2 separate regions of the Homo sapiens genome follow, and region 2 is linked to region 1. A link is an interaction called in ENCODE POLR2A ChIA-PET data of the cell type or tissue named here. Cell type or tissue: OCI-LY7. All regions are shown on one strand.

Region 1 (8,000 bases):
ACTGTACAGACCATTGAAGGATAATTTGGGAAAATATAATGCTCTCTGTAAGATTTTGAGGAATTTCATAAGAGACAGATTAATCTTGTTCAGTTTATTGTGGTGGCAGAATTATCAGTGTTGCAAAATAAGAGTGAAAAAGATTTTAGAGCAACGTACAGAAGAACTTCTAATAGTAAGTGTTTGTATTAGTCCATTTCCATGCTGCTGATAAAGACATATCCGAGACTGGGCAATTTACAAAAGAAAGAGGTTTATTGGACTTAACAGTTCCACATGGCTGGGGAGACCTCACAATCATGGTGAAAGGCAAGGAGGAGCAAGTCATATCTTATGTGGATGGCAGCAGGCAAAGAGAGCTTGTACAAGGAAGCTCCCATTTTTAAAACCATCAGATCTCATGATACCTATTCACTATCACGAGAACAGCATGGGAAAGACCCATCCCCATAATTCAGTTGTCTTCCACTGGGTCCCTCCCACAACACATGGGAATTATGGGAGCTGCAAGATGAGATTTTGTGGAGACACAGAACCAAACTATATCATTCCACCTCTGGCCCCTCCCAAATCTCATATCCTCACATTTCAAAACCAATTATGCCTTCCCAACAGTCCCCCAAAGTCTTAACTTATTTCAGCATTAACTCAGAGGTGCACAGTCCAAAGTCTCATCCCAGACAAGTCAAGTCCCTTTCGCCTATGAGCCTGTAAAATCAAAGGCAAGTTAGTTACTTCTTAGATACAATGGGGATACAAGCATTGGGTAAATACAGCCATTCCAAATGGGAGAAATTGGCCAAAACAAAGGGGCTACTGGCCCCATGCAAGTCTGAAATCCAGTGGGGCAGTCAAATCTTAAAGCTCCAGAATGATCTCCTTTGACTGCATGTCTCACATCCAGGTGACACTGATGCAAGATGTAGGTTCCCACAGTCTTGGGCAGCTCCTACCTCCTGGCTGCCTTCAGGGGCTGGTGTTGAGTGTCTATGGCTTTTCCAGGCACATGGTGCAGGCTATCAGTGATACCATTCTGGGTTCTGGAGGATGGTGGCCCTCTTCTCACAGCTCCACTAGGCAGTACCCCAGTAGGGATTCTGTGTGGGGACTCTGACCCCACATTTCTCTTCTGCACTGCCCTAGCAGAGGTTCCCCATGAGGACCCCGCCCCTGCAGCAAACTTCTGCCTGGGCATACAGGCATTTTCATACATCTGAAATCGAGGTGGAGGTTACCAAACCTCAATTCTTGACTTCTGTGTACTCACAGGCTCAACACCACGTGGAAGCTGCCAAGGCTTGAGGCTTGCACCCTTGGAGGCCACGGCCTGAGCTCTATGTTGGCCCCTTTCAGCCACGGCTGGAGTGGCTGGGACACAGGGCACCGTGTCCTTAGGCTGCACACAGCACAGGGACCCTGGGCTCAGCCTATGAAACCACTTTTTCCTCCTAGGCCTCTGGGCCTGTGATGGAAGGGGCTGCTGCAAAGGTCTCTGACATGCCCTGGAGACATTTTCCCCATTGTCTTGGTGATTAACAGTCAGTTCCTTGTAACTTATGCAAATTTCTGCAGCTGTCTTGAATTTTGCCTGAGAAAATGGGATTTTCTTTTCTATTGTATTGTCAGGCTGCAAATTTTCCAAACTTTTATGCTCTGTTTCCCTTTCGAAACTGAATGCCTTTAACAGTACCCAAGTCACCTCTTGAATGCTTTGCTTAGAAATTTCTTCCACTAGATACCCTAAATCATCTCTCTCAAGTTCAAAGTTCCACAGTTCTCTAGGGCAGGGACAAAATGCCGCCAGTCTCTTTGCTAAAACATAACAAGAGTCACCTTTGCTTCATTTCCCAACAAGTTTCTCATCTCCATATGACACCATCTCGGCGTGGATTTCATTGTCCATATCATTATCAGCATTTTTGTCAAAGCCATTCAACAAATCTCTAGGGACTTCTAAACTTTCTCACATTTTTCTGTCATCTTCTTCTGAGCTCTCCAAACTGTTCCAACCTCTGCCTGTTACTCAGTTCCAAAGTCGCTTCCGCATTTCTGGGTATCTTTTCTGCAGCACCCCACTTTACTGGTACCAATTTACTGTACTGGTTCATTTTCACACTGCTGATAAAGACATATCTGAGACTCGGCAATTTACAAAAGAAAGGTTTATTGGACTTAACAGTTCCACATGGCTGGGGAGGCCTCACAATCATGGTGGAATGTAAGGAGAAGCAAGTCACATCCTACATGGATGGCAGCAGGCAAACAGAGCTTGTGCAAGGAAACTCCCATTTTTAAAACCGTCAGATCTCGTGAGACTCATTCACTATCATGAGAACAGCATGAGAAAGACCTGCCCACATAATTCAATCATCTCCCACCAGGTCCCTCCCACAACACATGGGAATTATGGGAGTTACAAGATGAGATTTGGATGGGGACACAGAGCCAAACCTTATCAGTGTTCAAGGATGATATGACTGTCTTGCCATCTGTTGATGTGTGTAAACTACAGCCAGATAACCATTTATTGTGAAAATTTTTGAGGTTACGAATACATATTATAGAAGCTGTGTCAGGTGACCTTTCAGATCTCTTATACCATTAAATCTTATGATTTTTATGGCATTACTGAGAAAGAATTAACAGGGTTTATGAAATAATTCACATTAGGGGTTAAAAAAGAGTGGGATGATGAGGGAAAGGGTAGTTACTTAATGAATTTCATATTTGCAAGATGAAAATGTTAGATCTTTTTCATAACAGTGTGAATATACTACTTTTTTTGAGATGGAGTTTCGTTCTTGTTCCCTAGGCTAGAGTGCAGTGGTGCAATCTAGGCTCACTGCAACCTCTGCCTCCTGGGTTCAAGCAATTCTCCTGCCTCAGCCTCCCAAGTAGCTGGGATTACAGGTTCCCGCCACCATTCCTGGCTAATTTTTGTATTTTTAGTAGAGACGGGGTTTCATCATGTTGGCCAGGCTGGTATCGAACTTTTGACCTCAGGTGTTCCACCTGCCTCGGCCTCCCAAAGTGCTGGGATTACAGGCATGAGCCGCCATGCCTGGCCCAGTGTGGATATACTTAACACTGTTAAACTTTACACTTAAAAATGGTTACGGTGGTAAATTTTATGTTTTTAATCACATAATAGAGGGAGGGAGGCAAAAATGACTGTGACTAAGACTTCATTCATCCTTGGAATCAGAGTGAAGCCATTAGGATACAAAGGGAACACGGGAGGTCCAGCAGGTGTCTGGAGGAGGTCACTGAAACGGTTTGAAACGTAGGTATATCCTCATCTTGTTTGCTTGAGGGAGAGCCAGCAGTGAAGTGCAGTATCAATTTAAAGGTTCTCAGATTGGGCAAGATGTTTAACAGTAGCCAAAGACAGCTTGGCCAGAGGAAGAACTTGATTTATGTTGAGAGGAATATCAACAGACATTAGAGAATCTTTATCAAAGTATCAGGCCAAAGAGTGAAGCATAGCATCAGTGGAAAAATGCACAATGATGAAAAGTCAGACCACAGAGCTCAAAACAGGCCAAGGTAAGTGGCCCAAGGTAGTAATTAATCTGAAGGTTTTAGAGGACTGCTTGTATGTGGTACTGGTTTCATGGTGTATGGGTGGCTCTGTCTTGTTTAAAAGAGCCATGATGATTAGATCATATTCATATGGAGACTAACAGACAGCTAGAAATTCAAACATTGGGGTTTGGGGGGAGAGGTTGGATCTGGGAGCAACAATATTAGGGTAATAAAGATAACTGTGGACAGTAATATACATTAGATAGTTAAGACAGAACAAGTGGAGAATCAAAAGGAGGCTGAAGGCAGGCAGGACCATAGTAATACCTAGTTTTAGGGAGGTAAAGGAGGCAGATTCAGTGGTCAGAAAGGTAGAAACATATATAGAATCCTAACCAGTAGAGAAGGCCATTAAGCTTAAAATCAGCAGAGAGGTTGAGAAGGACCAATGCCAAGAAAAAGACTTCCAAAGAACTATTTCAAGGTAAAATTGAGCCAGAGGCTATGCCATAACATAAAGATGTGAGTGTGCATCAGCACGCAGAGGCTTCAGAATTGAGATCTGCTCTTGAGAAGTCTGGTGTGGAGGCTGACAAGGTAGGACAGCAGCCAAACATAGGGATGTTAACCCAGTGATCTTTCTTTTTTAGCAGAGCAGGTATTTGTCCACTGAAGTCAAGACAGTGACATGCATTGACTGTCTATAGCAACACTTCCTTTCTCACTGGGGAAGGAAAGTAGTTGGATCTAGTTGCTTGCTTTGTTTTTATTTTTGTTTTTTAATTTTCATCACCAGTGTTTTCAAATGGTTATAAACTTTTAAAAATATTTGTGTTAAGGAACATATAACATGAAATTTACCACCTTAGCCATTTTAAGTGTTCCACTCAGTAGTGTCATGTATAAGTACTTGCTTTATTGTGAAACAGATCTCTAGAACGTCTTCATTTTGCAAAACTGAAACTCTGTACCTTTTAAACAACTCGTCTTTTCTACTTTCCGCTGTCCCTGGCAAGTATTATTATACTTCCTGTTTCTATAAATTTGACTCCTTTAGATACCTCATATTAGTGGAATCATACAGTATTTTTTTATTTTTGTGACTGGCTCACTACACTTAGCATAATGTTCTCAAGCTTCATCCATGTTGCATTGTGACAGGATTTCCTTCCTTTTTAAGGAATTGTATGTATATATAGTGTATGTATATACCAATTTCATTTATCCATTCATTAATCAGTGGATACCTGCTTCTGCCTCTTGCTATTGTGAGTCATGCTTCTGTGAACATGGGTGTACAAATATGTCTTCAAGACCCTGCTTTCCATTCTTCTGGATATATACACAGAAGTGGGATTGTTGGATCATATGGTAGTTCTACTTTTAATTTTTCGAGTAACCTCCATGCTTTTTTTTATAATAGTTGCATTATTTTATAATCTTACCAACAGTGCACAAGGTTTCTAGTATCTTAACATCTTTGCCAACAATTGTTATTTTCTGGTTTGTTTGTTTGTTTGCTAGTAGCCACCCTAATGGGTGTGGGGTAATATCTCATTGTGGTTTTGAGTTGTATTTTCTCTGATGATTAGTTATGTTGAACATCTATCATCTATTCATACGCTTATTGGCAATTTGTATATCGTCTTTGGAGAAACGTTTATTCCAGTCCTTTGCTCATTTTTAAATTGGGTTATTTGATTTTTGTTGTTGTTGAGTTGTAGGAGATATTTTTATATTCTGGATATTAACTCTTTGTCAGATACATGACTTGCAAATATTTTCTTCTCTTCTACAGGTTGCCTTTTTTCTTTATTGTGTCCTTTGATGCACTGAACTTTTAACTTTGATGTAGTCCCATTTGTCTTCGTTGCCTGAGCTTTTGGTGTCATTTCCAAGAAATTATTGACAAATCCAGTGTCACGAAACTTTCCCCCCTGTGTTTACTTCTAGGAATTTTATAGTTTTGAGTCTTACATTTAGATCCTTAGTCCATTTTGAATTAATTTTTGTGTATGGCGTATATGATCCACCTTCATTCTTTTCTATGTGGATGTCTAGTTTTCCTAGCACAATTTGTTGAAGAGATTGTTCTTTTCCCATTGAGTGGTCTTGGCACTCTTGTCAAAGATCATTTTACCATATACATGAGGATTTAAAAATATTTGAACGGTATACATTGAAAGAGTCATCCTTTCACCCTTGTTCCTCATTTCTCTCCCCTCTAAAGATAATCACTATTATTAGTTTCTCGGTTTTGTTTTGTTTTCTTGCATGGAGAGGATAAGTAATCCATTCACATGGTTCATAGAACAAACAATCTAGCCACTGAAAAAATGCATTCTCACATCTGTCGTTCTTCCTTTCTAAGCTGACAGTATTTCCTAAAGCTTTTTTCATATCATGAGCTTCCTTGTTCATTTTTACAGATGCAGAATATTCCATTGTATGGATATACTATGTTTTAAACTAGTGTCTACTGATGAACTCTCTTTTGTAGTTGTTAAAAGCAGTGCTACAGTGAATAACTCAGAGTGTGTCATTTCATGAGTGGTCAAGTATATTTGTAGGATGAGATTTCAAAATTGCTCTCTGTAAAGATTGTGCTGATTTATACTCCCACCAGCAGTATGAAATAGCATACTGTTTCATAATAGGGTTGTTGCTTTTTTTTTTTTTTTTAACTTTGATCCTCATGGTTTTGTGGCTTGAGGCCAGGGAAGGAATGTTCATGTTACATCATTTTTATTAGTACTAGTGGTAATATAAGAGCATTTAATGTCATGAACTAAGCACCAGACAGACTAATAGTGATTGGCATCAAGAACATATAAAATAACAGGTGAGCTGCACTAGGCTTCTTGCCTTTCTTCCTATAGAATTTTCCATGCATGCCTTAGAGTGACTTTGCCAGTCATCTAGTGCTTCCTGACTGTGTAAAGTGTTGGGTCCTTAGGAAGTGTGTTACAAGCAACAATCTCATTAAATTGCCTATCAGTAAATACTGTAGAACACTTGAAGAAATATACAGTTAATATAAATAGAAGAAAGGCAGGCCCTAAAGTAAACTAATTTACTCCAGATGTTGCCAAATAGTGCCCTCTATATTTTAGTAATGCTCCATATATGTTAACCACATCCTTTCCAAAGAAAGCTCAGTATAAGAATGTAAACATTAGATATCAATACTTAAAAATTTTTCTAAGGAGGAGGGATTGTTCCAATAGAAAATAAAAGTATTTGAGAATTAGAATTATTTAAAAACATGTATATGTACACAATGAAAGTTACTTTTAATTTGAACATTTCTTCTTCACTTTTCCTTTAGGCTAATTTTTGGTTTGGTTTTTTTTTTTTTTTTTTTTTGGTAAGTGGTGAAGGGGTGGTGTTTGAGTGACAGCTGTGTTATGGTTTTGTCAATAAAGTTGTAATAGTTGACTATTTTCCTTGCCCTCTTAACCTTCTTTGATACACTAGGAAAGAATACACAATGAATTTAGATCCCAGACTTGGTTTTGGATAGAGTTTACTAATGCCCTTCTACATTTATGTAATTGCTGACTTTTAAAAAATCACCACCAAGTTGGCTTTTTAGCAAGTCCATTTTTTTCTGGTCAGTGAAGCAGAGACTAAGATAACATGTAGTCACAGTATGGAAAAGTTCTCTCAGTTATGTTTGTTACCACTGGAGAGTTCTTTCCCCTCATGAAAAGCATAAGGCGGCCAGCAATCTCTTGCTTTGATTCAGATTTAAAATATACAGAAGAAACTTAACCCAAAATCACTGTAGACATACATTTGAAGGTGAAAATATTTTTATAATGGATAGAAAGAGATTTATGTTAGCTTCTCTTTTGTTCAGTGGCTGCTGTGTTTTCTGTTTGAATTTCCAAGTTGGTATTCATAAATGTTTCTAAATTTATATGCTGTTTGCCAGCTTTTCATTAAAATGAATTTATTTCTCAATATTTTAGAGCTCTTTTTTTATTTGTTTTTTTTTGAGACAGGGTCTCACTCTGTCAGGCAGGAGTATAGTGGCACGATCATGGCTCACTGTAGCCTTGACCTCCTGGGCACAGGTGATCTTCCTACCTTAGTCTCCCAAGTAGTTGGGACTACAAACATGCACCACCATGCCCAGCTAATTTTTTGTAGAGATGGTGTTTTACTATGTTGGCCAGGCTGGTCTTGAACCCCTGGACTCAAGTGACCCACCCTCCTCAGCCTCCCAAGATTCTGGGATTACAGGCGTGAGCCACTGCGCCTGGCCTACTTTGGAACTTTTAATATAAAGAACCTTGTTTTTTGTTTGTTTGTTTGTTTAAATATGTTCAGTCTTTAAAAAACAAACTCAACTATTGAAAAAGTTTTCCCTTTTTTCTTAGTGTATAAAGAAAACTTCCTTAGTGTATAATTTTTTTATATAAACTTCTGGTAAAGTCAGGAATTAGCGGGATTATATTTTAGATATAGAA
Region 2 (8,000 bases), 100 kb before region 1:
CTCCACTAAAAATACAAAAATTAGCCGGGTATGGTGGCACACGCCTGTAGTCCCAACTACTCAGGAGGCTGAGGCATGAGAATCTCTTGAACCCAGGAGGCGGAGGTTACAGTGAGCCAAGATTGCGCCATTGCACTCCAGCCTGGGTGAGGGAGTGAAATTCCATCTCAAAAAAAAAAAAAAAAAAAAAAAAAAGAAAATGATCAAATTTTACTGAGTTCTGTCGTCTGATTCCAAATACAATTAATCACTATTGTGGATATATTTATACATATTCACTTATATGATAAAGGTAAAATTTCAAAAAACATGGTAAAAAATTGATTACTCCGTAAGGGTTTTGGACAACAGGTCAGTTATCTGGGAAAAATAAAACAGATCAAGATTTCAACTCCCAAGCAGAATTGTGGTTATCAGGGGCCGGGGGTGGGGTAGAGTGGGGAGCCCTTGGTCCAGGGATACAAAATTTCAGTTAGACTGGAGAAATAAATTCAAGAGTTCTATTGTACAATATGTAGCTATAGTTAATAACAATGTATTATATACTTGAAAATTGCTAAGAAAGTAGATTTTAAGTGTTCTCACCACACACAAAATAATGATAAGTATGTGAGGTAATGCTAATTAGCTAGATTAAGCCATTTCACAAAATATACATATTTTACAACATCAGGTTGTACACCATAAATATATATATATTTAGTTCTCAATTAAAAAAAGATTTCAACTCCTTACACACAAATGTCTTCTAGATGGATCATGGATGCAAGTGTGACTGATGAAATGTCAGAAGTGCTAAAAGAAAAATAATGGATATTTTTCCTTTAAGGGATGGCAGGCCTTTTAAAACAATATTACAAAAATTCAGGAACCAAAAAGAATAAAATTGATAACTTTGACATTTTAAAGTTCTGTGTTGCAAACGATCAAACAAAAAACAAACTCACAACTCACACTATAAAGAAGGAAGAGAGAGAGGACAAATTGAGAAATGTTTTTGCAGCATGATCTATAACAAAGGGCTGAAAATAAAAATATATCTTACATACAAGGAAGAACAAACAAAAGAAAAATGACAAAAGATAATGGACAGAAAATTTATAAAAAGAAGATATCCAAATGACCAATACATATATTAGATGGTCTAGTTTATTAGAAACCAAAGACCAGTCAAACAATATTAAAACCATCGTTGAAATACTTTTTTTTTTGTCCAATTGTTAAATATTTTAAAAGATAGTAACATTCAGAGTTGGAGATGATTTCAGGAAATGGATACTCTCATATCCTATTGGTGTAAATGTAAATTAATATAATACTTCTAGAGTACAGTTTGGCAATATGCATAAAAATAACCCAAACTGCCACATATAGGAATTAATACAAAAGGAATAACTGAAAACATGAGAACAGCTGGAACCATAAGGATACTCACTGTGGCTTTGTTCATAATAGAAATTCAGAATCAGCCCAGATAATTAAGTAAATTATGGTACATGCATTCAGTAGAACACACTGCAGCCTGTAAAAGAGAAAAGTAGCTCTGTACTGATAGGTATGGAAAGATGTCTGGGACAAATGGTGGACTGAAAGGAAGCATGTTTCAGAACAGCAAGTGCAGTATGATTTCATTTATGTGAAACTGTGTTTGTCTATAAACGTGTGTATTTGCACAGAGAAATGTCTAGAGGATATTCACCACACTGATATCAAGCTTTCTCTATGGTGATGAATTTTAGGTATATGTTTACTTTCTTTTCTGTACTTTTCTGTTATGTGAGATTTTGTTTACATTGAGCACGCATTATATTTAAAAACAGTAAGTTGGTTTTAATATATTGCCCTACATGTGGCTCCTTTTCAACATGGCAGTGCATGTGTTAGCAGTCTTGTACAGACATGAGAGCAGTGACCATGTCAACAGTATTTCTACCCTAAAAGCACACTTAGTCCTAAAGGAATACGTAAAAACAGCTTGGTGGCTAGAGGAAATACTGGAAGGTACATAGTACACTGGAAAAAAAAGGTGGTTCATATACACTCAGATAACTCCATTTCCCAAAATGTGGCCTCGAAGAGTTCAAGTAGCATTCACGTATCCCTTTTTAGAAATTATTTATTTATTTATTTAGAATAGAGATGGTGTTTTGCCATGCTGGTCAGGGTAGTCTCGCACTCCTGGCCTCAAGCAATCCTCCTGTCTTGACCTCACAAAGTTCTGGGATTATAGGCATAAGCCACCATGCCTGGCTTCATGTATCCCTTTGAAACATTCTACCACCAAAATATCACATTTATATTCAAAAGTGACATTCAGTGTTCAGAAACTTAAATTTTTTCAATTTGCAGACATTCTTGTGGCGAAATATTAAAAAGTAATATATCACAAGACCAGAAAAGGCATTACTGTAAAGCATCATTGACTCCCATGAAAGAAACATATCTGCAGCCAGAAGCCAAAGAACAGTATTATGGCAAGGCCAAGTTCATTGCACATCATTGCCAGAAACGTATTTCTGGCAAAGAAACAAGAATTGGTAATTGAACTACCAAATATATTTCAAGAGGTTATTATGTTCCAGAGAGAATTGAATACATTTAGAAGTAGATTTCGTCTGATTTTCCCTGACCTGAAGCATGTCTGAATGCCAACATCTATTAGGCAAGATCTCCATAATATTGAATGCAATAGAAGTCCTTTATATTTCTTATAAATTTTTACATATGCTTACTTAGGAGGGTTTTTTTTTTTTTGTATAACGATGTCAACAGACATCCTCTAAAGAAAATTTTGTCTTTACTAAGTTTCCTTGAAACCATATACAGTCAATAAATTTGTTATTGTATTAAAACATGATTGAGAAATTTTAGACCCTGTCATCTTGAATTATATTTCTACCTGCAGCACTGTAACACTGTTTAGCTTGAACAAACTTCTTTATTTCTAGATTCTGTCAGCCAAATTAAAAAAAATTTTTAAAAAGATAACATTACTGTACTCCACAGGGAGCAGTAGGGTTTATGATGAGATAATATTGATAATTTATTTTGATCAAAAAGAAAAAAATACTATGAATAAACTTATTGTATATTGATAACTAAAAGGAAAAATATAGTTCCACAATGAAAAACATGTGTAAATTTAAATATTTTCAATATTTCATGTTCATAGATGAATCCTAGCTCAGTGCCTTGCCAAGGAAGATTAAAAAAAAATTCAGTTTTAGAAAGCTCAAAGTTCCCAAAGTCAGAGAAATGCGAACAGAGTCAAGCTTACTCCATTGTTCCAATTTGTTCAGCTTTATCCATTAGGCTGTCACTAACTTCCGGCTTTTATTTTTTTTTCCCAGTAATGTGCGTAGGCCAATTTAGTACGAAAGCTACAGTGCAGAACCACATATTTTGAATAAGAGATTGAAAACAGAAAATTTGTTTCAATTAGTCAAACAGCTCTCTAAATTTTCTTTAGCATGGATGGAAGCACAAGGATTACCATGGGCTGCTAGTTTTTATTAGAATCTAAAGTCATTATTGTAAAGTTCTAGTATCAACTTAGAACTTAAACATTTTCCCCAGGGACCAGCTACATCCCTATTTATAGCCCAAACTCTTGGTTTAATGCAATTTAGAATATCTACAACAACCACAACTTTTCTTTAGGGTTTCTTTCTCAATTTTGACAGTTCACTAGTCAAGCTCCAAAGAACTGTACAGTTAGTTGGACTGGTGATTCTCAAAGTGGGCCATGTTGGAAAATGGAGAGTCAAACCCCTCCACTCCTCAGGATGGATGAGAGGAAAATAATTCAACATTATATTTTTATGTTTTTGAAGGAAACACTTTGATTTTTGTAATAAAACTATAGAAAGCAAAACTTCAGGGAAAAACTACATATATATGTTGAAAATGATTGAGAAGCACTAGCAAATACTGATAACTACTGTAAAGGAAGGAGAATGTAAAAGAACTGGTCATTTAGATGGAAGCAGAGGAAAATTTTCGGCTGGGCACGATGGCTTACGCCTGTAATCCCAGCATTTTGGGAGGCGGAGGTGGGTGGATCACGAGGTCAGGAGTCCAAGACTAGCCTGACCAACATGGTAAAACCCCGCCTGTACCAAAAATACAAAAAATTAGCTGGGCATGGTGGCATGCGCCTATAGTCCCAGCTACTCAGGAGGCTGCGGCAGGAGAATCGCTTGAACCTGGGAGGCGGAGGTTGCAGTGAGCTGAGATCACACCACTGCACCACAGCCTGGCTACAGAGTGAGGCTCTGTCTCAAAAGAAAAAAAAAAAAGAAAATTTTCTTGGTGAAAGAGGTGACAGAGGGACGAATAGGATCATACAGTACCCAGAGTGTTCTGTTCCAGTTTCCTCCTCCATTCCATACTTGTCTAGTTCATTAGCAAGCTGTGAATTTGGATGGCTTAATCTGTGACTTGATTAGCTTGATTAAAGGCCGAGTTAAGTTGAAATATTTGGCACTGAATTTCAGAACTGAAACAGATAATCATTACCCTTGCCAAGTGGCAATTCCAAAAGTTCACGGGTTTTGTTGATTGGGGCTGGAGGTGACCAGAAAAGTAAAGACGGGGAGATTTGGTAATAAGGACGGTGGTGGAGGGAGCACTTGGAGAGAGACAGAAAATTAAGAAAAATATACTTGATTTTTAAGTTTAAAAAGAACCACAAGATCAAAATTAAAAATCGTCATAAAATTGGATCTATGGTAACAAGTAGAAAATGCTGTTCACTACAATGCACAGGGATTTAACATTTTAGGATAACAAGTCTATTGCTGCCAGAAACTGGAATTACAAAATAACAATCAAAAGCATATATAATTTGGAAGCAAATAACATAGGAAATACAAACATTTTCACATTTATACCCATCTGTTTCATAATAGCTATGCTGAACTCTTCGAGAAGAAACACATTCCTGAGAGAACAAATGGGGCATTCCACCTGTATTCCACGGAGGAAGACTTATTTCAAGACATAAGCAGAGCCACTTGTAGAAGGATACTGCTCTTATCTTTTTGTGTTTTTCATGACCTTTCTTTTCAGGCAATGTGTTGCAGTTTGGTCCCATAATATGCAACTAGGTTTGTCTGGGCTGACTTATCTGGGTTAAAATATTCAAAGTAATTCTCCATTTGCTATCCTTCCCAAAACACTTTGTTAAAAGTTATCAGTACATAGGTAAAATAGCTTAACACAGTGAAAATTCTAATTCAGAATAATTATCTGAAAGGCTTAAGTGAATTAAAATCTGATTTATAAAATTCTTTTTGATATCTACGAATGTATTTTTAAGTTCTCTCAAAATATGAGCTGATTCTCAGACATTTTCAAGGAGAGTTCCTTTTGGACCTGTTTTAACAAACAGGTAAAAATCATTTTTAATTAGTTCATCATTCATATGCAAATAAATGCTGCTACAGAATTTCAAGAGTGCCTGAAAGGACTTCCTAAGGAAAGCTAATAGTTCCCTCGTGATTTTTTTCTATTTATAGTTTATTTATCAAACACTTTCATAGAAAAAGTACAAAGATCGTGATCTTACCTATGCTAGAATTATCTCAGCTTCTTAAATACTGTTTATTTAATGAGATTTTACTGGAATCCTCATCGTTAGTTTTATCACACAGGAATGGTAATTGTGTCATGTGTATAAACCTTCTGGAAAACATTCCAGACCTCAGTTCCTTATGGTTTGATTTTAGCTATTTCTAGGACATTTATTTTAACATTAAACAGGATTCTGAAAATTTTGTGGATTTAGTGTTGATTTGTCTAATGCATATTTGTCGGCATCTTTTTCCTCATAAGCAACATGTTGGGAGATGGTGTAGACAAAGGTAAGGATCCAAATCATCAGTTGAAAGTGACAGTGAGAATACTAAGGTTGGAGGGTGAAGCAGGCCACCCAGCAAAGTCCAGGCTGGGTCAGTGTATTAGTTCGTTTTCACACTGCTGAAAAAGACATATCTGAGACTCGGCAATTTACAAAAGAAAGATGTTTAATGGACTTACGGTTCCACGTGGCTGGGGAGGCCTCCCACAATCATGGCAGAAGGTGAAAGGCACGTCTCACATGGTGGTCGACAAGAGAAGAGAGCTTATGCAGGGAAACTCCCCTTTTTACAACCATCAGATCTTGTGAGACTTATTCACTGTCATGAGAACAGCATGGGAAAGACCTGTCCCCATGACTCAATTACCTCCCCCTAGGTCCCTCCCACAACACATGGGAATTCAGGATGAGACTTGGGTGAAGACACAGCCAAACCATATCATTCCACCCCTGGTTCTTCCCAAATCTCACATCTTCACATTTCAAAGCCAATCATGCTTTCCCAACTGTTCCCAAAGTCATAACTCATTTCAGCATTAACTCAAAAGTCCACAGCCCAAAGTCTCATCTGAGACAAGGCAAGTCCCTTTCACCTATGAGCCTGTGAAATCAAAAGCAAGTTAGTTAATTCCTAGATACAATGGGAATGCAGGCATTGGGTAAATACAGCCATTCCAAATGAGAGAAATTGGCCAAAACAAAGAGGTTACAGGCCCCACACAAGTCCAAAATCCAGTGGGGAAGTCAAATCTTAAAGCTCCAAAATGATTTCTTTGACTGCATGTCTCATATCCAGGTCAAGCTGATGCAAGAGGTAGGCTCCCATGGCCTTGGGCAGCTCTGCCCATATGGATTTGCAGGGTATATCCCTCCTCCTGGCTGCTTTCACAGGTTGTCATTGAGTGTCTGTGGCTTTTCCAGGTGCATGGTGCAAGCTGTCGGTGGTTCTACTAATCTGAAATCTGGAGGATGGTGGCCCTCTTCTCACAGCTTCACTAGGCAGTCGCCCAGTAGAGACCCTGTGTGGGGGATTCAACCCCACATTTCTCTTCTGCACTGTCCTAGCAGAGGATCTCCATAAGGGCCCTGCCCCTGCAGCAAACTTCTGCCTGGGCATCCAGGAGTTTCCATACAGCCTCTGAAATCTAGGCAGAGGTCCCAAACCTCAATTCTTGACTTCTGTGCACTGGCAGGCTCAATATCACATGGAAGCCGCCAAGGCTTGACGCTTGCACCCTCTGAAGCCTCGACTCGAGCCCTATATTGGCCCCTTTCAGCTTTGGCTGGAGTGGCTGGGATGCAGGACACCAAGTCCCTAGGCTGCACACAGCATGGGGACCCTGAGCCTGGCCCACAAGACCACTTTTTCCTCCTAAACCTCCAGACCTGTGATGGGAAGTGCTGCCATGAAGACCTCTGAGATGCCCTAGAGACATTTTCCCCATTGCCTGGGTGATTAACATTTGGCTCCTCGTTACTTATGTAAATTTCTGCAGTCAGCTTGAATTTCTCCTCAGAAAATGGATTTTTCTTTTCTATTGCATTGTCAAGCTGCAAATTTTCTGAACTTTTATGCTGTGCTTCCCTTATAAAACTGAATGCCTTTAACAGCACCCAAGTCACGTCTTGAATGGTTTGCTGCTTAGAAATTTCTTCTGCCAGATACCTTAAATCATCTCTCTCAAGTTCAAAGTTCTACAAATCTCTGGGGCAGGGGAAAATGCCTCCAATCTCTTTGCTAAGATATAACAAGAGTCACCTTTGCTCCAGTTCCCAAACAAGTTCCTCATCTCCATCTGAGACCTCCTAAGCCTGGGCCTTATTGTTCACATTACTATCAGCATTTTCGTCAAAGCCATTTAACAACTCTCTAGGAAGTTCCAAACTTTCCCACATTTTTCTGTCTTCTTCTGAGCTCTCCAAACTGTTCCAACCTCTGCCTGTTACCCACTTCCAAAGTTGCTTCCACATTTTCAGGTATCTTTTCAGCAGGACCCTACTCTACTGGTACCAATTTACTGTATTTGCTCATTTTCACACTGCTGATAAAGACATACCCTAGACTGGGCAATTTACAACAGAAAGATGTTTAATGAACTTACAGTTCCACATGGCTGAGAAGGCCTCATAATCATGGTAG

Evidence for each region. Peaks named below come from ENCODE experiments on the same cell type or tissue, not always from the same donor. Only the 100,000 strongest peaks of a DNase experiment are listed, where the experiment ranks them.
Region 2: POLR2A ChIA-PET joins it to region 1 with 5 read pairs; 2 of 35 experiments call an interaction of 5 or more read pairs at or near these places.

What each region holds. Positions count from the first base shown.
Region 1 is chr4:165,282,640-165,290,639 of GRCh38, forward strand. The region is part of intron 5 of KLHL2 (kelch like family member 2); the gene reads left to right. Among named protein-coding and RNA genes, the nearest start is that of GK3, 6.9 kb to the left of the region's middle. In OCI-LY7, CTCF peaks have their summits at 6,614 and 6,835; a DNase peak (open chromatin) is centred at 4,522; H3K4me3 peaks cover 879 bases; H3K27ac peaks cover 1,144 bases.
Region 2 is chr4:165,181,107-165,189,106 of GRCh38, forward strand. No RefSeq gene overlaps it. Among named protein-coding and RNA genes, the nearest start is that of KLHL2, 22 kb to the right of the region's middle. In OCI-LY7, no CTCF peak of the experiment used is centred here; no DNase peak of the experiment used is centred here.